3 separate regions of the Homo sapiens genome follow, and all the other regions are linked to region 3. Evidence: chromatin loops called from intact Hi-C (ENCODE). Cell type or tissue: MCF 10A. All regions are shown on one strand. Links, peaks and the distances in the headings refer to the core of each region. The heading gives the core; the rest is flanking DNA.

Region 1 (7,182 bases), core at 2,183-7,182, 480 kb before region 3:
CATTAACTCCAGTGTAATTTTGCTCTTAGCACATGGTCCTTTCTTGATGGTGATTCAAGTACCTCTCAGACTATTGAAGAACACCAGAAATAAATGGGCTGAATATATGGCTTTATAATAGTAAATTTCCAAACTCAGTGCAAAGACAGCCTTTATTATCTATCTCCTGGAGAAAACTTCCAATGTCACCCCTCTTGCCCACCCGATGCTGATCTTCTCCCACACTCAGTAGCAGCAGTGGCTGCCGCCCACTCACAAGAAGGCTTCACACATGGAGCAGGTGTTGCCGTGGATTTTCCCATCTAGACCCTCAATAGGATCATTCTCTCTGGTACAGGGGAGTCGTCCATTCCTCACATAATGACGATATTCACTGCACAGCTCCTGCCAAATGAAGCAGAAGCAGGTTTTAAGAGTCCAATAACTAAACACTAGAAATCTTCCTCCACAATACTGCTTTAAAAACTAAAACATAATGATTGCATGGAAAAGGTGATGCTGAAGGTTGATAGTAACCAAAATGCTTTTCAGAGAACTAGGTCACACATTTGGAACATGGATTGCTGTTATTTATCTCATTAGAAAACCTTCAGGTCAAATATTATTCTGCACTAGGCACTGTGAAAGATACAGAGAAGAAAAATGTATGGCCTCTTAAATTGGTAAAGGAATCTGTGGTATACAGAATAATACCGTTCCACCAAATACGTCTAAGTCTTAATACTTGAGACCTGAGAATATGCTGCCTTACATGGCAAAAAGGGCTTTTCAGATATAATTAAGTTAATAACCTTGAAATGAAGAGATTATCCTGTATTGCCATAATGGGCTCAGTGTAAGGCTCAATCACAAGGATCAGTCCTTAAAACTGCAAGAGCGAGATGGAAGACAGAGTGAGAGGGAGATGTAACCACAGAAGAACAGTCAGAGAGATATAACATTGCTGGCTTTGTAGACAGAGAAGGGGGGTCCAAGAACCAAGGAACATGGACGGCCTCTAGATTTGGAGAAAAAGAGATGGATTGTCGCCTGCAAACTCCAGAAAAGGAATACAGCTCTGCCAACCCTTTGATTTTAGCCCAGTGAGATCCTTTTTAGCCTTCTAACCTATGAAATAAGATAAGAAGTTTATGTTATTGTTGTTGTTTTCATTGTTTTTTATTTTATTTTATTTTGTTTTATTTTACTTTAAGTTCTGGGATACATGTTCAGAGCATGCAGGTTTGTTACATAGGTATACATGTGCCATGGTGGTTTGCTGCACCTATCAACCCGTCACCTAGGTTTTTAGCCCCCTCATGCATTAGATATTTGCATGAGGGGGCTAATAATATTAGATATTTGCATGCATTAGATATTTGCATGAGGGGGCTAATATTAGATATTTGCATGCTCTCCCTCCCCTTTCCCCCAGTCCCCAAACAGGCCCCGGTGTGTGATGTTCCCCTCCCTGTGTCCATGTGTTCTCATAAGTGGGAGTTGAACAATGAGAAGTTTATGTTGTTTTAAGCCACTAAAGTGTGCTAATTTGTTATCGCAACCATAGAAAACTAGCACAGAGTTTTTAATTTCTTTGAAGAAAACACATAGAGGCAACTATAAGTTATAATACAATGAATAATATAACTAAAATACTTTTTAAATTGTTGGCATAACAAGTGATAGAGTTATTAAGTATATTGCACACATGGGAAAATATTTAGGGAGCAGTTAACACACAGTCTGAGCCATGAAAAGTGGCCAGAATTTTGGTAGACAAGAGGGATATTCTGACTGTGAGTAATGGCATATAGAAGGTAAAGTTCATTGTATGTTGAAGAATTGGTGAACTCTCCAGTATGGAACACCCCACTGGACAATGAGATTAGACCAATAATGACATTAACAGCAATAAATATAATATTAAAGAGTGACTACTTAAGATATGTGTGACACTGTGCTGTTATACATTAATAAGTTTCTTGGGACTTCATAAAAATAATATACGTAATAATAATGTCCTTATCTTATAAGTGAGAAAGCTAATATATGAAGATGTTAACTGTAGGACCTTACTGGTAGGGAAATGAAGCAAGGATTTGAACCCTGACAGTCTGAGCCTAGAGTCCAGTTTTTTAACCACATTGTTTTTGTGACCACGTGATAGAAAGCCATGAATCAATGCTTGGGATGTCCCAGAAACCAAAAGGTGGCCAGTATAATTGGTGCATGGAGAACAATGTAGAATAATAGGAAATGTGACCTATGAAAAGTGGCAGGGATCAGACCATGTATGGCACTTCCAGACACTACAAGGACCTTGATTTTTACTTTGAGTGAGGTGAGAAGCCACTGGGTAGCACGACCTGCCTTATGGTTTTAAATAATTACTTTGGCTTAAGAGTTGAGAGTAGATTGTAGAGAGCAAAGGTAAGAGCAGTAGAAATGAGCTCTTCTAAATCACAGAAGGACAAAAGAAAAGAATAATGAGGACCTAAGGCATAGTCTGCAGGAATAATACAAATGGCAGAAGCGTGTAAAATCTAAAGTGCATCATGGGCCTTAAAGCCAGAACTTTTGGTTCAATTCTTGGTTCTCAAGTTACTAACTACATATAATTATAATTATATATGATATTATTTGTATCATATAATATTTATGTTAATATATAGTAAATAATATATCAGTATATAATTGTATTATATGTAACTAATTAAATATATTTCTTAACTTCTTATGTCAGCTTCCAAGTCCTCTTCTATAAAACACAGATAATAATATGTCCCTTCAATGGCTACTACAAATATCAGTCATAAAACTTTATGCCATGATGCATACAGTAGCAACGAATGTACAATTATCATTGTTATCACCATCATGTGAGATGTTAAAGAATGCAAACTCAAGACTCAGAGATGCTTTTATCTCCTCAAAATCTCACAGATAATTAAGTGGGATCCCTAGTTGTTGCTGTTTTTAAGGTAAATATTCATATTCAAAAATGTACTTGAGAAAAATCTGAACATCTGTCTCTATTAGTCTGCATTCAGACAGTAAGATAACAATCTATATATACTTCTTTCTTAGGTAATATAATTGACACAATCAGGGGAGAAAATGGTGATTGATCTCTCTCCTGCACGAGCAATTAATAGATTTAATGTGAATAAATTGAATAAGGAAAGGGGAGTACTCTTGTATATGGGGATCCAAACACATTTTCCCAGTTTGCAAAGAAACTAAGAATACTGGAATGAGGAGGAGGGAATAGGAGCCCTCCCTAGGGAGAGTGATCGTTGAATATTTATGTGGCTCTGATGATCTCAAACAACTACCTGAACTGCTTCTCTCTTAACTTTTTCAGCCTCGACTTTCCCTTTTTCTTCTTTATCATTTTTCTTCTCTTCTTCTTCAAGTTTGCTGTAATAGAAAAAGAAGATATAGGCTGAATATGATTCCCTACTCTTTTTGGTAGTACATTTTTAAAAGGAATGAGGATCTTCCAAACCAACAGTCAGATTCAGTCTTCAATACAAATTTATCTAGTCTGAGAGGTGCTTTTGCTTTAACCAATAGTACAGATAAACTTAGCTGTTTACATTCCCCCTCTAAAGAAGAATAATTACAAAACAAGCATGCATCTTTATCAGTCTGTGGCCCTCAGGTGATCTTATTTTTTGTACGTCGCTAATTTTAATTAACATTCCGAATAAAGCTACAATTGTCTTGATTTTATTTCACTGCTTAAACCTTTCCTCTCCAAGTAACTACCATATCCGTGATAAAGGCAAAGGGTGATGCTAAGTCAGATGATGGGCTCAAAATCATAATAAACCATGTTTTACTTTAAACTAAAAATTTTAAATATTATTTCAATGGAGCTAATATTGAAGTTGAAATTCAAGGTTTAGATTGCAGTAGTGATTTAAGTCCAGTTAGATTCAACTGCTAATCTTTGGGGGTTGAACACAAGCCTAATATTCTGGTATTCTTGCCATTTTCTACTGACATATAGCATGTTAATGCTGGAAAATCCTTAGCATTTACTACATTTAGTCATTACCACAACACCAGCAAATTGAACGGGTGAGAGAAAAACCCTGGCTTCTTGAATTTCAGGCCACTTTTCTTCTAGTGCTCTACTCTGTCAACCTCTCCTTTTAGGGAATTGTATGCATCCACTTAAGGTTGGATCAAGACATGTGAAAGTTAGGAGACATTAACTTTGCACCTCAGCAGGTATTATTTAAATAAGCGTTTTTCTCGGCATTTATTTTAGGGTTAAGTTCAGGAGCAGATTAAGAGCCTAAAAAGGAGAATTAGAAGTGATAATAATTAACCTCTATATTGTCCCACACGATGGAGCTGTAGTCACAGGCTTACCTACACCACTCAGCAAAACAAAGACCTTAGAAGGCCATGAACCTGGCTTAACAAGGAGACATTTTAGTAAACATTTAGGGTATGAGCCTGTTTCCTAAAGGTTTTACTCCACACTAAACCACTTATGAATGTTTGCATTATATAGTAATGTCCTTGAAAGGATAAATAACAATCCTTCCTATTCCATTTATTGTTCAGGCTATTTTAATAGTCTTTATGTACTGACCCCACAGACCTCCATCCAGCTGGCTTCTCCTTAGCTCCTATCTGAATAGACTAACAAATCATAAAATGTCAGGAGTGGGAAAGACATCAAAAAGATCATCCAATCCAAATCATGAAATTTCTGCTCTCTCTTTTTCACAAATGAAGATTATCAAGTGTTAAAAAAAAACCATTAAATTGAGCTTTTTCCCTTGACTTAATTGGAAAATAGAAGGATAATTGAATAAATAATAGTATTGTCACTATATGATTCAATATTACTTAATGTCTTATCCATCTGCTTGTAAACCTTTCTAATATATAACTCACGGTCTATACTCTACACATGCATGAAGGATCTGAGACTCAGGGGCGATCATGGATGAAGAAATTCAGTGGGAGAGATGGGGTGGACACTCACAACACACTGGCACACATGGCACACTTGTTTCCATGCATTTTGCCATCTGGGCCACGGACAGGATTATGCTCCCTGGTGCATATAAGTGTTCCATTCCTCACTTGGTCCCGAAATTCACTGCAGATTTCCTGGGAAATGAAGAAAATATTTTCTCAGAGTAGTTTTCTATCCTTCCTGCATCTTTTCCTATTATGAGGAATATGTAACGTAGAGTAAAAAGTAAAAACAAAAGTGATAACACATAGTAGTAAATCAGTAAGTATTTACAAAGCTTCCGTCATCAATCAGAATTGTCCCATCATTATAGCAGATCTGAAAATATTTATCATCAAAAACATACGTGTGTGTTGTGTTGCATAGCATGGTCTGTAAAAGCTAGGAAAGATCAGAGGTGGGAAGATTCCATAGGCAGGCTTAGATGAGAAGCCTTCCTGGAGGAAATGAGAATATTGCTTACCTGTGATTTGTCTTTAGGGGTCTGAGAAAGAAGAGAAAAAACATGCTTAACCTAAGAAATAAATATATATTTTGTCCAAGTATGGTGGCTCACACCTGTAATTCCAACACTTTAGGAGGCCACTGCAAGAGTGCTTGAGCCCAGGAGTTCAAGACAAGCCTGGACACAATAGCAAAACTCTGTGTCTACAGAAAAATTCAAAATAAAAAAATAAAATAAATTGCCAGGCATGGTGGTGTGTGCCTGTAGTCCCAGCTACTTGGGAGGCTTAGGTGGGAGGATCACTTGAGCCCAGGAGTTCGAAGTTGTAGTGAGCTTTGATCGCACCACTACACTACAGCCTGGGCAACAAAGTAAGACCTGACTCAAAAATAAATAAATAAATAAATTTAAAAAGACATATCTTTATACATAGAGAAGAGAATAAGTCTGATCCCTGGAGAAACTAACATATTTCTGGGAGTAAATTGATTTAAAAAAATTAAAAACCAGGAATGGGAGATGTGGATTTGAAGCAAGAGGGTAAGAATAGGAGTGGAGAGAAGGAGGAATATGTTAATACCACTGGAAATATCTAAGAGGATTTGGCAGCTGATCAAACATAATGGATGAAAACACATTTTCAATTCTAAATGATCAATGAAAAGATAGTTTCACCTAGTAGAAACACTTATTTAAAAAAAAAAGAGTCAGTAAGAAGGCAAATTTTAAACTGTGTCAACTTTTCCCCAAGTAATGATGAGGTTTGTACTGTTGTGGCTATTGTTAAGAAATAGAATAAACAGGCCGGGTGCAGTGGCTCACACCTGTAATCCCAGGACTTTGGGAGGCCAAGGTGAGTGAATCACTTGAGGTCAGGAGTTTGAGACCAGCCTGGTCAACATGGTGAAACCCCATTTCTACTAAAAAAAAAAAAAAAAAAAATTAGCTGGGCATTGTGGCACGTGCCTGTAATCCCAGCTATTAGAGAGGCTGAGGCAGGAGAATCACTTGAACCCGGGCGGCAGAGGTTACAGTGAGCCCAGATCTGCGCCACTGCACTCTAGCCTGGGCAACAGAGCGAGACTCCATCTCAAAAAAAACAGAAAAAAAGAAAGAAAGATAAATCTTGTATGTAGCTATTATATGAGAATAATTCAACATCTCCACACAGATAAATTTGACTCTGCTATGTATAAAATTATAAAAGCATGGAGAGTGGAATAAAAATAACTGGAAAGTCAGAGGCCCAACTTAATAATCTTAATTGGGTGCAAGAAAACCACCACTTGCTCCATAGCTGGGTGGTGACAAAGCTCAAATATGATAATATATGTGCTTTCGTTTTGTAAATTGGAATGATTGAGATCTTATACTCTCTATTTGAAATAACAGAGATATGAATAATGTAAATTGAAATTAGTAAATGGCATAAGTTAATACTCTAACAACAGAAATCTAATAAAAGCCAAATATGGGGAAAATTCCTTACAAAAAGTTAACATTCCACTTTTTATGAAATAAACCTCAAAATTTGAATAATTGTGAAATAAAATTGGTACTCTGGACACTTCTTATCAGGACCCTTTTTGTTCAGGTTAAAAATGTTCTTCATTTATTTCAGGCATGAAAATTAAACAGAAAACATTTATTCTAATAGGATAAGTAAAGAATTATAAAGAAATGAAAAATGTCAGGGCACAGCATCAGCATTCCTGAGAATATTACCTTTGCAGCTTCTCTTTTAGCCTTTGCTCTT
Region 2 (5,096 bases), core at 97-5,096, 490 kb before region 3:
ATATATATTGCAAGCAAGATTATATATATATATATATATATATATATATACACATATATTGCACCACTGCACTCCAGGCTGGACAACAGAACAAGATTACATATATATAACAAGATTATATATATAGATAGATAGATAATATATATCTATATATATAATATATTATATCTATCTATATATATATATAATCTTGTTATGTATATAATATAATCTTGTTATATATATATAATCTTGTTCTGTTGTCCAGCCTGGAGTGCAGTGGTGCAATCATAGCTCATTGCAGCCTCCAACTCCTGGGCTCAAGCAACACTCCCACCTCAGTCTGCTAAGTAGCTAGAACTACAGGCATGTGCCACCATGCCTGGCTAATATTTTAAAATTTTTTGTAGAGACGGGAGTCTCTCTGTGTTGCCTGGGCTGATCTTAAACTCTTGGCCTCAAGTGATCCTCTCGCATTGGCCTCCCAAAGCACTGAGATTACAGGCATGAGCCCCCAGTGCCCTGTCCCATCTCATTTTAATACCATTTTCTATGAGGCAGAGCCCCAAACCTGTCTCCCTATGAGTGCACTCAGTATTCCACACATAAGTCTACTTCAAAAGCCCTGGAATGAACTAAACGACACTCTTCTGGCAAAACATAAAAACACGTAAACTTTCAGCTTCATTTCTCAACCACAATTTACCAAAAAAAAAAAAAAAAAAATTATTGTGCGAGGTGCTTTATCGTGTGGTTTAATAGATTTCCTTTAGTGGTTGTAAAAATCTTATAAGATAAATACGCATCATCCCCATTCTACAGATGAGAAAAATAAATCTCAGAGCTATTAAATAAAGTCAGTGTTGAATTTGTGATCAGAAACCTGCTAACCACCAGGTTATACCTTTTTACTTATTTGCTTTTACAAGTCAGAGAATAAAACTCCTATGTGTGGATAAGTATATGGAGCTGCCTTTTGTGTTCATTGAAACATAATGATCATAAAAAGAAGCCAATAGAACCGAGTCTACAGATAGGATCTAGAATGTACTAAAATCTTCAGAGAGCTACAGAAGTCTCTGGAACTTCCTGTAAGCCCAAAGAGCCAAAGTGGTGATATGGAAACATTACCTTAAAAAATAACACAGTAACCTAGATTGTACTTACCCTTCTTTCTTTAAATTGTGATGTCCGTAAACAAACAATTCCAGGCCTTACTTTTAATTGCAGCATTTTAAAAAATTCTCTGGAATTAAATACCTATCAACATATTAAATGTCTCACAACCACCATTTTCACAAATTACTGGAAGTATTTTCTTTTCCAGGTGCTCACAATACCACATATTTTTATAATAGCACTCCTCTGACTGTATTGCAACCCTCCAATTCAGTCTTTGGCTCTTCTATTCATTAATTATGTGTAGTTCACTTCTCTTAAGTTTTCCTGAATTCTAAAAAATTGGAACAATATCACCACTGAATAGATTTTGGGGAGGTTTAAATATAATTATTGGTAAACCTTATTTAACGTTGCATGTGTAGATAAAACGGTAGTTCTCTATTTGACACACACACACACACACACACACTCACACACAATCTCAATATTTTTATTTTTTTTTTAAGACAAGTTCTTACTCTGTTGCCCAGGCTGGAGTGCAATAATGCTATCATAGCTCACTGCTGCCTTGAATTCATGGGCTCAAGTGATCCTCTCACCTTAACCTCCCAAGTAGCTAGAGTTACAGGTGTGCACCATCATGCCTGGCTATTTTTTTTTTAATTATTATTATTTTGTAGAGACAGGGTCTCACTATGTTGCCCAGGCTGGTTTTGAACTCCTGGGCTCAAGCAATTCTCTTGCTCTGGTCTCCCAAAACACTGGGATTAAAAGAGTGAGTTACCACACCCTGCCTCCATATTTTCTTTATTTTTTTTTTACTCAGTATTTTCTATATATAAATATATATAGCATTTTTCTGTTCAAAATTTTTTAAATAAGGATCATAAAATTAAAAATTTACCAAGATTTTAAATAGATGTCCTTTAGAGATCATGTGAAGTTGTGCAATAAGGTTATTTTCTCAAAGCCATTTCATCTACCGTAACACACAACAGATATTCCCAAAATATTTTTAAATAATGATAATTACTAATAAGGTTTCATTTTCTTTAGCCACTACAGGCTTAATGAAAAGTTGCCCTACTAATAGGAAAAATCTTCCCAGGGAAATTTCGCTATTTATCTTTTCTAATTGGAGTCCGTCGGTGCATTAAAAGATTGTGCTGTGTAATATTCTACGTGTTGGTGTTGTAGTGTTGAATACTATTTATAAGGACCAAAACTGAACACTAGGTGGCAATGAAATGCCAGATCAAGAATTTATTATCTCAAACTCCAACTTTTCTTCTTTTTCTTTTCCTTTTTTTTTTTTTTTTTTTTTTTTGAGACAGAGTCTTGCTCTGTCGCCCAGGCTGGTGTGCAGTGGCGCTATCTCAGCTCACTGCAAGCTCGCCTCCCAGGTTCACGCCATTCTCCTGCCTCAGCCTCCTAAGTAGCTGGGACTATAGGCGCCCGCCATCGTGCCCGGCTAATTTTTTTGTACTTTTAGTAGAGACGGGGTTTCACCGTGCTAGCCAGGATGGTCTCGATTTCCTGACCTCGTGATCTGCCCGCCTCAGCTTCTCAAAGTGCTGGGATTATAGGCCTGAGCCACCGTGCCTGGCCTCAAACTCCAAATTTTTGATACTGATTTTCTTTGTAATTTTTGGCATCTGATTGCTTGATATTTATTTGTTTAAAAAATTCAGAAACAGCAGAGTGCGATGGCTCATGTAATCCCAGCACTTTGGGAGGCTGAGACTTGAGCTCCGGCAAATTGCTTGAGCTCAGGAGTTCGAGACCATCCTGAGCAACAGCAAGACCCTGTCTCAAAGGAAAGAAAAAATTCAAAAATGAAATTCACTGGCTAACTACAATAATTTGACAGTTGTCACTGGTTCTACAATTGCATCAGAGTCACTCCTGGGGAACTGAAGAGCATGCTATTTATTTTCAAGATCTGGCCATGACTTCATTGTTTACCGTTATATCACCAATGATTGGGACAGAGTCAGCATTTCACAAATATTTGTTGAATAAATATACCATACAATGAACTAACTGAATTCAGGTATTAGCGTGTCTAACATCTATTACCTCTTTGTCATTGCTCCTTTCTCCTGTATTGCTCCTTTCTCCTGTATTGCTCCTGTCTTCATCCTCTTTCTTTTTTTTTTCAGCTGCTTCCCTTTCCCTGGGGGGAAAACAATGAAACATTTCAATCAAAGTGAACAAACGCCTCATTAATTACCAGATCTGCTTCTAAAACAATTGTCATTTTCCCAAACTGGTAAGAAATGATTATTGTACTTTAAGACTCACAGTCAAAAGCTCATTTTGAAACATACTCACAGTTTTTCCTTACACATAGTACACTTATTGCCATGTGTCTTGCCATCTGGACCCCGGACAGGGTCACTTTCTCGAGTGCAGATGAGTTTTCCATTTTTCATTTGGCTTCTAAACTCATCACATGTATCCTGAAAAGATGGGAAGATTATATTGGAAGTGCTGTTTTTACATAATATTTGATTGGATTTGAGAATCAGAGGATTTCTTTCCAAGAGTCAGGCAGCCATGTAACCTTGCTGTGATAGGCAAAATAATGTCCCACAGAGAGAGACGTCTATGTTCTAATTCCTGGAACCTCCAAATATGTTGCTTTACGTGGCAAGGAGGAATTATGGTTGAATATGGAATTAAGATTGCTAATCAGTTGAATTTAAAATGGGGAAGTTACCCTGGATTATCCAAGTGGGGCCCATGTAATCACAAAGGTTCTTACTCATTAAAGAGAGAGGCAGCGGCAGGACAGTCAGTGTGAGAATGATAAAGCATAAGAAGGACTTGACTGGCCATCACTGGCTTAAGGGTGGCCACAAGCCAAGGAATACAGGTAGCTTCTAGAAGTTAGAGAAAGCAAAGAAACAGATCCTCACCTAGAGCCTCCACAAAGGAATGCGGCATTACCAACATCTTGGTTTTATCACAATCAGACCATTTAAAACTTATGGAATCCAGAAATATAAGATAATAAATGTGTGTTATTTTACGCATCTGCTTATAGTAACTTACACTAGCAGCAAAATAATGCAAAAACAAAAATAAATCCCAGTATACTTGCAAAACCTCATTTTCCCTATCTACGAAATAAGGTTAAAAGGCCAAATTTGACCAGGCTGTTGAAATAATTAAATAAACTGTAATTTATAAAAATGCCTTGTAAAGTGTCAGACTTAAAGATGTCCACTTGGCATTAGGTTTCTTCACTGAACAAGTTATCAGTGAGAGTCACTGATAACTTGGTAACTCCTGACCTTCTAAGGGCAAGCTCTAGCTTGATCATGTTGACACCTTCTTCTATAGTTTTGATCGCCAACTGCTGACTCACAGAAAGACGATTCTTGCCAAAACCCAAAAAATAACTCACCTTCCCTGATTCTGATCCAGTCCCATTTGATCTGGAGCGAGAATACTCATTTTTTCTCTCTGCTTCTCTTTCCCTGGAGGAGAAAAAAGTGAATATTCATCTTGTTAACAAATATTGACCCTGGATTATGCACTAAGTGTGTCCCGTGCAAATGACAAGAAGTCAGCTTTCTTCAACTGTGCTGGTCAATGATTCCAAATGGCCGTGACAAAGTCTTCCTAGGATTCTGGCACAATAAAGAACAAGGGTCTATCATGATAGCACTTAGAGTTCACAGAATTGTAATAGAAAATACAATAGAAATCAGCCACTTGGTTAGCTGCCCTTGCTAAGGCTCATTGTTCCTTAGAGAACGCAAGAGAAAAAAATAGAATATTTGGAAATTAGCAAAAAGAATAATTTGCATGGAAGGAGCCATAGCAAATGAGAAATAGCCATTCATTCAAGAGGAATGTGACTATATTTTAGACATGCCTGTTGAGAGAAATACTTACAATTTTGCTTTACACATGGTACACTGATTGTTGTACGATTTGCCATCAGCATCACGTACAGGATCACTCTCCCGAGTACAGCTGAGTCT
Region 3 (10,683 bases), core at 3,086-8,085:
GCTACAGAGTTCCTGGAGTAGTCAGTTCATTGGGTAGGCCACAGTTCCTAGATTCTAGTGTTTGCATGATCATGTGTGGGTGTGTTTGTGCAGAGATGACAGTGATAATATTTAAAACTGGAAAGCTAGGTGGTAATCAGATTATTAAGGTTTTTGAATTCAGTGTTAAAGAGCTGGTTTCTTCTGTAGTAATTGAAATTCAGCAAAGTTTTGTGTATGATGATAGCTGTTAAAAAAAATTTCTGTAACAAATATAACTCGAGAAATGAGAAGTATCAGTCCCTCTTATGTATACCATTAAATTTGGTTCTAGTAGACTGTCTCTGACCCATCACAAGGGCAAAGTGAGTATTCTCAGATTCACTATTCACAGAATTCCTAGATTTTAATTCCAAGGAACAGAGATGTCTTCTGGCATTTTTCTCTGTGACTCAAAAAACTCAACCGAAGGATAACTAGAAGGAAAGCCAAAGCCAAATACTTATTTTATTCACATCTATTTGGGGATTTTTTTTCATGGTCTGGAAGACTTATTCACTGAGTAAACTGAACACTATTCATGCTTTGCAAAGTTGTAGGTGCTTTTCTCAATGCTTACCTAACTTCAGGATTTACTTTATTAGATAGAAAAACAGGAGGCAGAAAATCACCGGTTACAACAAGAACTACAGGACGCCAGAGACCAGAATGAGCTGCTGGAGTTTCGAAACCTAGAGCTAGAAGTAAGGAAATGATGATGATAATAATAAAAATAATCGTAATGATTAACATGCACAGAGCACATTGAGGAGCTAGGCGCTGTATTAAGCATTTCAGATTCATACTCTCATTTGGACCTCACAATCACCCTCAAAATTATATAGTGGAGGCAACTGAGATTAACTAACTTGCCTAAGTCCTGTGACTAGTAAGTGGTAAAGCTCTGATGCAACTCAAAACTGTCTACTTAGATACTGTGCTTTTCAACATTACTATCTTTTATGAGCAAGACTAATAAATAATTTTTAAATAAGTTAAATAATAGATTTCAACCATCCTCAACATTCGTTGTTTTTAAATACTCATGTCCATCCTTAATTAAATTTTGACTCATTAAAACATGTTACTTCAATACTTATATTTCAAAATGTGCTATATAAAAAATATTTTTTAGGTAAATGTGAATTTATAAGTAAACGTTTTAGTCCCTAATGCATTTATGAAAAAAAAGACTAAGAAGCAAGGTAACTTGTCTTAGAAAATACCTTGATTAATCTGACCAAATTTCAGGTGTTTGTTTTTTATTTTGCAAGTAAAACATGGAAACATCAGATTTTGATTGTATCCTGCAGAATCTGACTTAGGATCTGGTTCAGTGTATGTTGATATATAAAGTATAAGAAAAATTCCCATTTGATTTCTGTTATTTTGCCAGTTAGTTCTTCTTTAGGCTATTTTGAATTAGGTCTGGATAAAAAGTTAGGTGTTAGTAGGCTTCAGTGAAGAAGAGTCATTCTTTTGTAGCCCACATATCTTTCTCATAATGCTTGAATAGATTGAATATGCAAAAGGCTGTTAGCGGCCATAAAACTTCATGGCAAGACCACGCTGAGATATTTGAAAGCTCTAAATATTCATACAGTTTAAACTGGAGCTCCACTTCCTGCATTTCCCTGATCAAAAAATTTGGAAGAATGGATGACACCATCTATAAATTCTTCTTCTCAATCTCTTAGTTGACTAGTCAGCTTTTTCCGTCACATTTAATCATGAACATCTTGAGATTGAATTTTTTTCTTTTTGCCAAATGACAGTAATAAACTGCTGAAATAGCATAAAGAGACCACTGGTTTAGTGTTTAATTAATCAGTTTTGTTTTTAATTTCCATATATTCTTCACTGTGTTTCAAGGAGAGAGAGAGACGATCCCCTCCATTTAATCTCCAAATTCACCCATTCTCAGATGGTGTGAGTGCTCTACAGATCTACTGTATGAAAGAAGGTGTTAAGGTAGGCAGATATTTCATTTTTTATGTTTGTAGAAATTAGAAAAACTGGGAATTGGAAAAGGGGAGGTTACTTACGACTATTTTGTCTTTCAGTCACTGGATGTCATCATTTTGATACAAACTATGTAGGAATTGAAAATAGTCACTTCTACTAGAAAATTAACAGAATGTTTTTTAATGTGTGACAGATATACAAATGATAACAGAAGAAACAGAGGCATCCATGATTATTTAGAACAGAGTCATATGAAGAAAGACGCTGCATCAAAATTAGCCTTAATTACCTGGGAGAAATGTGAATTCGATTTAATACTTCAAGAAATATATTTCAAGTCTGCCAGATAGAAAAGTTTGAGTCCCTTTGTTGAGCCATTCTAGGTGCTATGGAATTCATAATTATGGAATTGCAGAGTTAGAAAAGGTTTGAAGTCATCTAGTCCAACATCTCTTTTGATGTGTTTAATTTAGGGAGGATTCCTCTTTTGGAAGGGCTTAGGGTTTATAACAGGTTGCATATTAAATAGAATATAATTATCTTTTTAGTGCTACTGGATATATTTTAAGTATTAGAGTTGAATTGAGGTAGCTCTTCCCCCGGGGAAATATATTGTCCTTCAGTGAAATCACATTGTGAATATCTGTTCCTGGGGTAAAGCTGGGATGCTGCCTGCTATTCCTGGTCTCTCCTTACCTTCTGCATGGCCCTTCCTGCTCCCACTCTGAGCTGCCAAATATACTTGCTTCAGTTGCCTTCTCTGTACTTATGAGATTGAGCTAGACTTTCCCTTTCCTGGTGGTAGGGCTCTACTATACTGCTGTTTGAACATGAGAAAGAGGAGAACATAGTACTAATACGGTAAAAAGTGGAGAAAACTTTGGTGGTAATATTGTGTTTCCTTGCCTTCCATCTTAAACCATTGTCCTGGTGTTTAAACTTCTGGCCTTCCTGGGTGGCATGGTAATTTGTCAACCAAAGCAATTTTTGGATTTCACTGTAATTAAATGAAAAGAATTTACTTTGCCTTTTCCTTCGATGCATTTTTTCTCAGATAAATCACAAACAACCTAATCCAATGAACTCTTTCGAATGGAGTTCAGCTGCTTCAAACTGACTCAAGGAACAGGGTAAAAATAAGATAGATGAAATTAATGCTAACCACCTTTAAAAAAATGGTACTGCACTATAGTTTTCTACATGGCAGTCAAAATTCAATCAGGTCAGAATTTTGCTAATTAGAATAAAATTGGTTGATTCTTTATATTTATTACCTATTACTTTTTTATACCTGAAAGCCTATCACAATTGAAAAAAAAAAGATTTGGCAGTCATGAGAAGAAAGTTAATGAGAATATTCCAAGTCTTTTACTACATGCTAGACTCTTTCATACACAGTCTGTTTATCCTGAAGATCAGCTCAGCCTATGAAGTAGGAATTTATTATCTCCATTTTGCAACTAGCAAAATTAAGAATGATCTGTTAAGTACCTGACCCAAGTTCACACAGCATGTAAGAAGCAAAATTGAAACTTAAAACTAGGTGTGCCAGATTGAAAACATCCCAAGGAAGTTCAGGCCCTAAAATGTCTTCCTCTAACTTCATGTTCAGGCACTGATGGAATAGGAGGCCACATTTGTCTTTGACATGAGTTTCTGCTTGATTTTGCAGGATGTGAACATCCCTGATCTCATAAAGCAGCTTGATATCTTGGGTGATAATGGGGTAAGTAAAGAATTGATTTAGTATAGATATGAATTTGCCTAAACAGAGGCAAGAGATACTTAACAATGCATCATGTGTAAAGTAAGAGCAAGTGAGATGCCATTTCACTTAAGGATGTTGCTCCTTGGGAAGAATATACAATTTATCAAACAACTTGGCTAAGGGGTTGTAAGGATCTCTGGAAGGTAGTAGCAGAAATGAGACCTGGTAAAGTGCTTTTTGCGGGCAGGTTTCAGGTTTGAATGTCGACCACATCTCCAATAAGTAAAGCTAATTATTGTCTGACTCTAGCTCAAAGGCATCCAGTGTGAAATTAATCAGTCACGCATTTGCAAAGGCTGCTAAATACTAGGGTTGTTGGCAGTGCCATAAAAATGGACCAGGAGGCTATAATGCATTTTCTTTCCGAAAACATCTTCCAGACAGGGTCAAGGCACATTAATTCAGTGGGAGGACCATTTATTGTGATACTATGTGATTGGTGCTTGTAGGTTGAAAGAATCACCGTTTTTCCCTTGAAAAATTATCAAAGGAGAGAACAGAATTAGTAAAATTACATCAAAACTTCTATGAAGAGACTGTTTTTTATTCCATTTTGGTTTCTGTTTTTCTCATAACATGACTATTAATAAAGTATGCCTCCAGTGACACAAAATCAAATCGGTGTTAAGGAGATATTTAAAAAATCACGTTTAATATACTTCTTCCGGGTTTTGATTAACTCTTTGTTCAGAATTATTACTAAACAGAATAGGAATTTGTTAAGTTTCTATACAGGCTTATACAGAATGCTCTGTAGCAGTCAGTCAGACAGTATTTTCTTTGGGGTAAATAATGTCAGTATGTTCAGCTGACGGCCTTTCTTATTTTTTACAGAATTTAAGAAATGAAGAACAAGTGGCCATAATTCAGGCCAGCACTGTGCTGTCCCTGGCAGAGAAGGTAATGAGCCGTACAAACATTTCAAATCATCTCGGTGTCTGGCTTAATACTGAACGAGCAGACTAGGGTGTGAAGGACATTCCCTCTGCACATGACTGTGTGTGAATACCTAATACACATTTTATTTTTAAGGGTAGTACAACCCAGATAGAATGAGAACACCCAAACGAAAAGTCTATACACTGATTTGGGATGGGTGGCTAATTTTTGCTTTGAAGTTCCTTAAAAATATATATAATTTTTTAAAAACAGAAAACCTTCTAGATTACATTATTTACACAATCCCTACCAAGCTGGGAAACCACAAAGAAGAATTCTGCGGGGCGATGATAAACTGGAGCATTGCTCTTATCATAGACTTATCCTGGGGTGTGTACCTACCATTGCTCCCAACTGATCCTGTGGCTTAGTAGGGGCTCATTGCCTTCTCATTCAGAAAGTCCGACATAGAGACTGTCAGGAGAAAATCAACACTGACTGAGCTCTGGCTCCACCTTGTGTCTAAACCTGGTAAATGGCCAGATAAATTGGTGTATTCAGAGTACCTCATGAATCAATGCATAAAGCCTGGCTGGATGGTATGTACCTATAGTCCTAGCTACTTTGGAGGCTGAGGGAGGAGGCTCACTTGAGCCCAAGAATTTGGGGCTATAGTGTACTATGATCATGCCTGTGAGTAACCACTGTACTTCAGCCTAGGCAACATAGTGAGACTCCATCTCCTTTAAAAAAAAAAAAAAAGTACCAGTAAATACTTGAGAGTCATGTGCACATGGTTGGATAAAATGAGAGCAAGCAATCAGCTCTCTCCAATCTGAAATGAGGGAATTCTACGGGCCAAATAACAGTTAAGTTACTCAAACAAAAGAATGAAATAAAAAACAGGGAGAACAAAGAACTATAGCTATGAAATAAAAAGACACTTAACCAGGTGTTTTTTAAAAAGGACATTTTGTTGACAACTGGAGAAATTTAATGTGGACTGGGTATCAGATGACAAAAGTAATTAATGTTAATTTTGTAAAGTGTACCAATAACCTTGTGGGTTTTTTTTTTTTTTTTTTTTTTTTTTACAGAAAGGCTTTATCTGTTAGAGATACACATTGAAGTATTTACATGTGAAATAAAATGAAAGCTGGAATTTTTTCTTTTAAAAAAACTTACTTCCTACACAGTTTAATTACAGACCTAATCACTTTCTCTGATCCCTCCCCAGCAAATGCCTCATTATCTCTAACAGAAGGTCCAAATTTAGAATTTGGCATACAGACCCTCTGGGATTTGAGTCTTATCTACCTATTTCTCTAGTGTCTCCTCTCCCTTCTCTCCCTCCATTCTCTCTCTCTTTCTCTCTCCATTCTCCACTCTTGGTCCTTTACACTGATCTTTTTACCTGGAAGATAGTCCCATCTTGCCTTTCTACCTCTGCCTGGCTAAATCTTGAGCATCAGACTTCCCCATAATGAGGAGGCCTGCCTGTTCATCCAAGCCCCCTTAGGTGTTCCTGCTCTATGTTCCCACAGTGGCCTGTGCTACTGCTCCCATGGCTTTTGACAATTGCATTACACTGTCCATTTGCATTTGTCATATGGCCCCATCTAACTACCACTAGACTCTAAGGCCCATGAGGACAAATAGTTGTGTCTCTCCACTCCCCACCCCCTGTTTTTTGCCCTAGCTTTTCACACTAGTCCAGCACATGTAGTAAGTCATGAATAAATGTTAACTGAAGGAGCAAAGGTGTGAATTTGTGAATGCTCATAAGACACCATTTCAGTGACAACACAAAGATGAAAAAAACACAGTCTGTGCCTCCAGTGCTGCTATCATCTGGCAATGATAGCAAGAGAGCCTTATTCAGCTGGAATCATGAAGGGCTGCAATTCTTTACTGCAAGAAAAAATCGCCTGGGTTTAGGGCTACAAACAAAACATGGGCTGATTCTATGGAAGATGAGGATTGAGGAGGTGAAAGAAAGGAAATACAGCCTTGTGTGTCTCACATTTACTGAGACTGATGGGAGAAATATCTTCTGCTCCCTGCCCTGTGTGGGTGCAGTACAACTGTACTTATCAGAACCAACAACTGTGCTTATCAGAACCAAGACTTGCGCAGTGCTCCTTTTGAGATAGGCACTTTCTAACTGCTGGAGACTAGGTACTAGTGTGACCTTTATTTCACACAAGGAATCTGAAGCACAAAAAAGGTAGATAACTGCCTAAGGTCACACAGCCTGAAGTTGATGGAGTCAGGATTCACACCCAAGGAGTCTGGTTCTAAAGCCCATGATCTTACGTCTTGCACCAAACTCCTCCTCCTGTGGGAAATAGGCTTTGCAGACCCCATGGGAGCTGGGCTGTCGGAGCTGAGGCAAATTAGCCCATGCCTCTGCTTACTTTTTTTGCAAGAAAGGTATAGGGACCAGTTGAACAAATACAGGGTGATGACTCTGTGCTTAGCACTGTGGTAGAAAGCTAGGAACCAGATGAACAAGACACAAGCCTTCCCTAAAGTGCTCATGGTCTGTTCAGCTGCCTTTTGTGCAGACTTTTGCAAAGCACAGATTAAATTTATCTCTTGTCTGTGGGATTCACAGATAAAAGTTTCTACATCCAAGTAATTCTAAACAACAACAATGAATGTCTTGAGACTACCAATTTGAATAGCACTCTGTTATATGGGAGTATGATCTTTAGCCAGAATTTGAGCCTAGACAAAATTCCAACAAGCAAACCCAGTTGTCACTTTGTATTAAAAATAATGGCAGTGACCTTGAGTGAGAACATATTAGGGGCTGGATACTGCACTCAATGCCATAAGTACATTATGTACTTATGTACTGTTCCTTACAACCATTCTACAGCTGTCACTATTTTTTAATTTGTATAAATTTACGGAGTACAGGTATACTTTTATTACATGGATACATGGTGTAGTGGTGAAGTCTTGGCTGTTAGTGTATCCACCGCCCAAATAATGTACATTGGGGTACCATTGTTTTTATTTTATACATGAGGAAACTGAGGCTTGGGATATTCAGTAACTTGTCCTGGATTACACAAGTAGGAAGGAACAGCAACCAACACACAAATCTATATCTAATGCTCATGATATAATGACTTTAGTTCACAGTACTCTTAAAAACATGATTTTAAAAAATATGTTTCTTGATAACAAATGGACAGCAAGCAAGATGAAGGATTTTAGGTTTTGGATGGGTACAATTGCAATATGAGTCTATTTACACAAAACCCATGATTGACAGAAATTTGTTTCAAGGGGAAACCATGTGTATGTGCAAAGAACTTAGCACCTCTCCAGTCTCGGCATGCCTCTTTTCTTTCACCATGTTCCCCACAGCCAAGGAGTGGTTGAACATGGTATCCCCTTGTAAGTATCAAGGCTGTTGTGTATAAAAGTCTCGCTGTGCTGCATAATTTATCACAGGTAACCTAGAAAGAACTATCTGGGGCTGGGCGCAGTGGCTCACGCCTGTAATCCTAGCACTTTGGGAGGTCGAGGTGGCTGGATTGCCTGAGCTCAGGAGTTCAAGACCAGCCTGGGGAACACGGTGAAACCCCGTCTCTACTAAAAATACAAAAACTTAGCCAGGCATGGAGGCGTGCACCTATAATCCCAGCTACTTGGGAGGCTGAGGCTGGAGAATCGCTTGAACCTGGAGGCGGAGGTTGCAGTGAGCCAAGATCGTGCCATTGCACTCCAGCCTGGGTGACAGAGTGAAACTTTGTCTCAAAAAATAATAATAAATAAATAAATAAATAAATAGTACCTTGTAGTGAGATACCACTAGTACATCCAATACACAATGGATACTGCCTCATGTTTTTTACTTCCTTAATCTTTACTTATTGTTAATCCCATTTGACAGACAAGAAACTTGAGACTTAGAGAAATCAGGTAACCTTTCCATGCCACCCACCCATGAAAAGCTGGAATTGAAATTACGGCCAAGGTAGTCTGTCTTCAGAACCCACTTAATTATTATGCCCAATTGCTTCCCTAAAATATAAGCTGACATTTAACTTGCTAGAGATTCATTATAATAATTTGTTCTATAAAAACCTGTATATGGTAGGGTCACATTATTCAAAGTCTGCATTCAGAGTGTTTATCAATGCTAACATAAATATCATATATTCTGAGTACTGGGAAAGATAAGTTTTTATGTGATTTAGAACACCTCCACTTCACAAAAATAATTCTTCCCCACTTTGCTGTAATCAGTTTTATATACTGAAAAATTACCGTTGTCCCAATTCTCCAGTGTACCTGGCCTTCTTTCTCTCATCCTGCTTCCTCCAACAATAGAGCTATTGGACATGTTGTCCCTTCCACTTGGAACTTCCTCTTCATTTTTTCCCAGTCATCTCTCACCCATTCTTTGGACCCCAGTGCAATTATCACTCACAAGAAAGCCTCCTATGGTGTTCTCCAATAAGGGCAGGAGTCTTGTTGATCTGGTTCACCACTGCAGCCCTAGGACCTGGTACAGCACCTGACACTTGCTAGTCATCCATAAATGCATTTGCTGAATGGGTGAATGAATGAATACAAGGAAGACTGTAGTCTTGTTTCTGAACTATGAGATAAAAATGTGGGTCAGGCACGGTGGCTCGCACCTATAATCACAGCACTTTGGGAGGCTGAGGCAGGTGGATCATGAGGTCAAGAGTTCAAGACCAGCCTGGCCAAGATGGTGAAACCCCGTCTCTACTAAAAATACAAAAATTAGCCAGGCGTGGTGGCAGGCGCCTGTAATCCCAGCTACTCGGGAGGCTGAGGCAGAGAATTGCTTGAAAGCAGGAGGCGGAGGTTGCAGGAGCCGAGATAACGTCACTGCACTCCAGCCTGGGCAACGGAGCGAGATTCCGTTTCAAAAACAAAACAAACAAACAAGCAAAAAAAGGTGTTGTTTTTGCTTCAGTTCTCAGTCTTCTTCCTGAGATATAAGGGGAGGAGACGGAGCACCTCATGGGGGCACACAGATATACACCATATCAAGCAGCCATGTCAAACACTTTTGTCTTGTTAACCCCTTAGTGGATCCAGCAGATTGAAGGAGCTGAGGCTGCCCTACACCAGAAAATGATGGAATTGGAAAGTGACATGGTAAGTACAAGATGAGATATTGTAAAAATTAAGAAAAACTTACAAGGCAAATGGAAAATTAAAGTTGCCTCTACCAGTTTTATCTGGCACTGATGAAAGTTTGTCATCTTTCCATTATTATTTTATGTACAGAAGATGGAAAAAAAATTACCAGAAGTACCAAACAATTTCAGGCTATATTCTCCCCCCAAAAAATGTTAGTTTTTGGAAAATATCCAAAACTAATGCCGAAGAAAATTGAGTTTTCTTATGTTTTCTTTCTTAGGCTAAATAATTTTTCCACTTTATTTAATTAGCAAGGAAAAATTACAGAAATGGAGGGTGTAACTCTGATTTTAAAAATCCCTAAGCCACCTTACATCCATTAGAATAACTCTTATCAAAAAAAAAAAAAAAGAGTAGAACAAAAGACCTAGTGCAGTGGCTCACACCTGTCCTAGCAATTTGGGAAGTTAAGGCAGGAAGTGTGCTTGAGCGCAAGAGTTGGAGACCAGCCTGGACAACATAGTGAGAACCCATCTCTACAAAAAATAATTAGTGGGCATAGTGGTACGTGCCTGTGGTCCCAGCTACTCAGGGGGCTGAGGCAAGAGGATCATTTGAGCCCAGGAGGTGGAGGCTACAGTGAGCTATTTTTGTACCACTGCATTCCAGCCTGGGCAACAGAGCAAGACCCTGTGTTCCCACAACCAAAAAGATAAAACAAGTGTTGGCAAAGATAAGGGGAAATTGAAACCCTTCTTTACTATTGATGGGAATGTAAAACTGGTACAGCCACTATGAAAAAAAGTATGGTGGTTGCTCAAAAAAATCAAAATAGAATTACTATGTGATTCAGCAATACCACTTCTGGGTGTGTATCCAAAAGAATTGAAACCAGAGTCTGGAAGAGATATTTATAC

Evidence for each region. Hi-C counts contacts between places; a loop is a spot of excess contacts. Peaks named below come from ENCODE experiments on the same cell type or tissue, not always from the same donor. Only the 100,000 strongest peaks of a DNase experiment are listed, where the experiment ranks them.
Region 1: a loop joins it to region 3, with 3 times the contacts of the local background. A loop is called at or near these places in 2 of 110 quality-filtered maps.
Region 2: it touches region 3 in a loop (6-fold over the local background); 2 of 110 quality-filtered maps call a loop at or near these places.

Annotation. Positions count from the first base shown.
Region 1 is chr5:148,104,970-148,112,151 of GRCh38, reverse strand. It overlaps SPINK5 (serine peptidase inhibitor Kazal type 5), which reads right to left. Exons shown (of 33, transcript NM_006846.4): 16 at 7,152-7,182; 17 at 4,988-5,115; 18 at 3,315-3,399; 19 at 257-384. Among named protein-coding and RNA genes, the nearest start is that of SPINK5, 45 kb to the right of the region's middle. In MCF 10A, for the core only: a CTCF peak has its summit at 4,369; a DNase peak (open chromatin) is centred at 4,351.
Region 2 is chr5:148,118,476-148,123,571 of GRCh38, reverse strand. It overlaps SPINK5 (serine peptidase inhibitor Kazal type 5), which reads right to left. Exons shown (of 33, transcript NM_006846.4): 23 at 5,008-5,096; 24 at 4,514-4,586; 25 at 3,436-3,563; 26 at 3,181-3,277. Among named protein-coding and RNA genes, the nearest start is that of SPINK14, 48 kb to the left of the region's middle. In MCF 10A, for the core only: a CTCF peak has its summit at 2,314 (motif pointing right); no DNase peak of the experiment used is centred there.
Region 3 is chr5:147,622,719-147,633,401 of GRCh38, reverse strand. JAKMIP2 (janus kinase and microtubule interacting protein 2) reads left to right here. Exons shown (of 22, transcript NM_001270941.2): 13 at 624-722; 14 at 1,891-1,989; 15 at 3,656-3,709; 16 at 4,586-4,651; 17 at 9,713-9,781. All of the region lies in intron 3 of JAKMIP2-AS1 (JAKMIP2 antisense RNA 1), which reads right to left. Among named protein-coding and RNA genes, the nearest start is that of JAKMIP2-AS1, 68 kb to the right of the region's middle. In MCF 10A, for the core only: a CTCF peak has its summit at 5,153 (motif pointing left); a DNase peak (open chromatin) is centred at 5,141.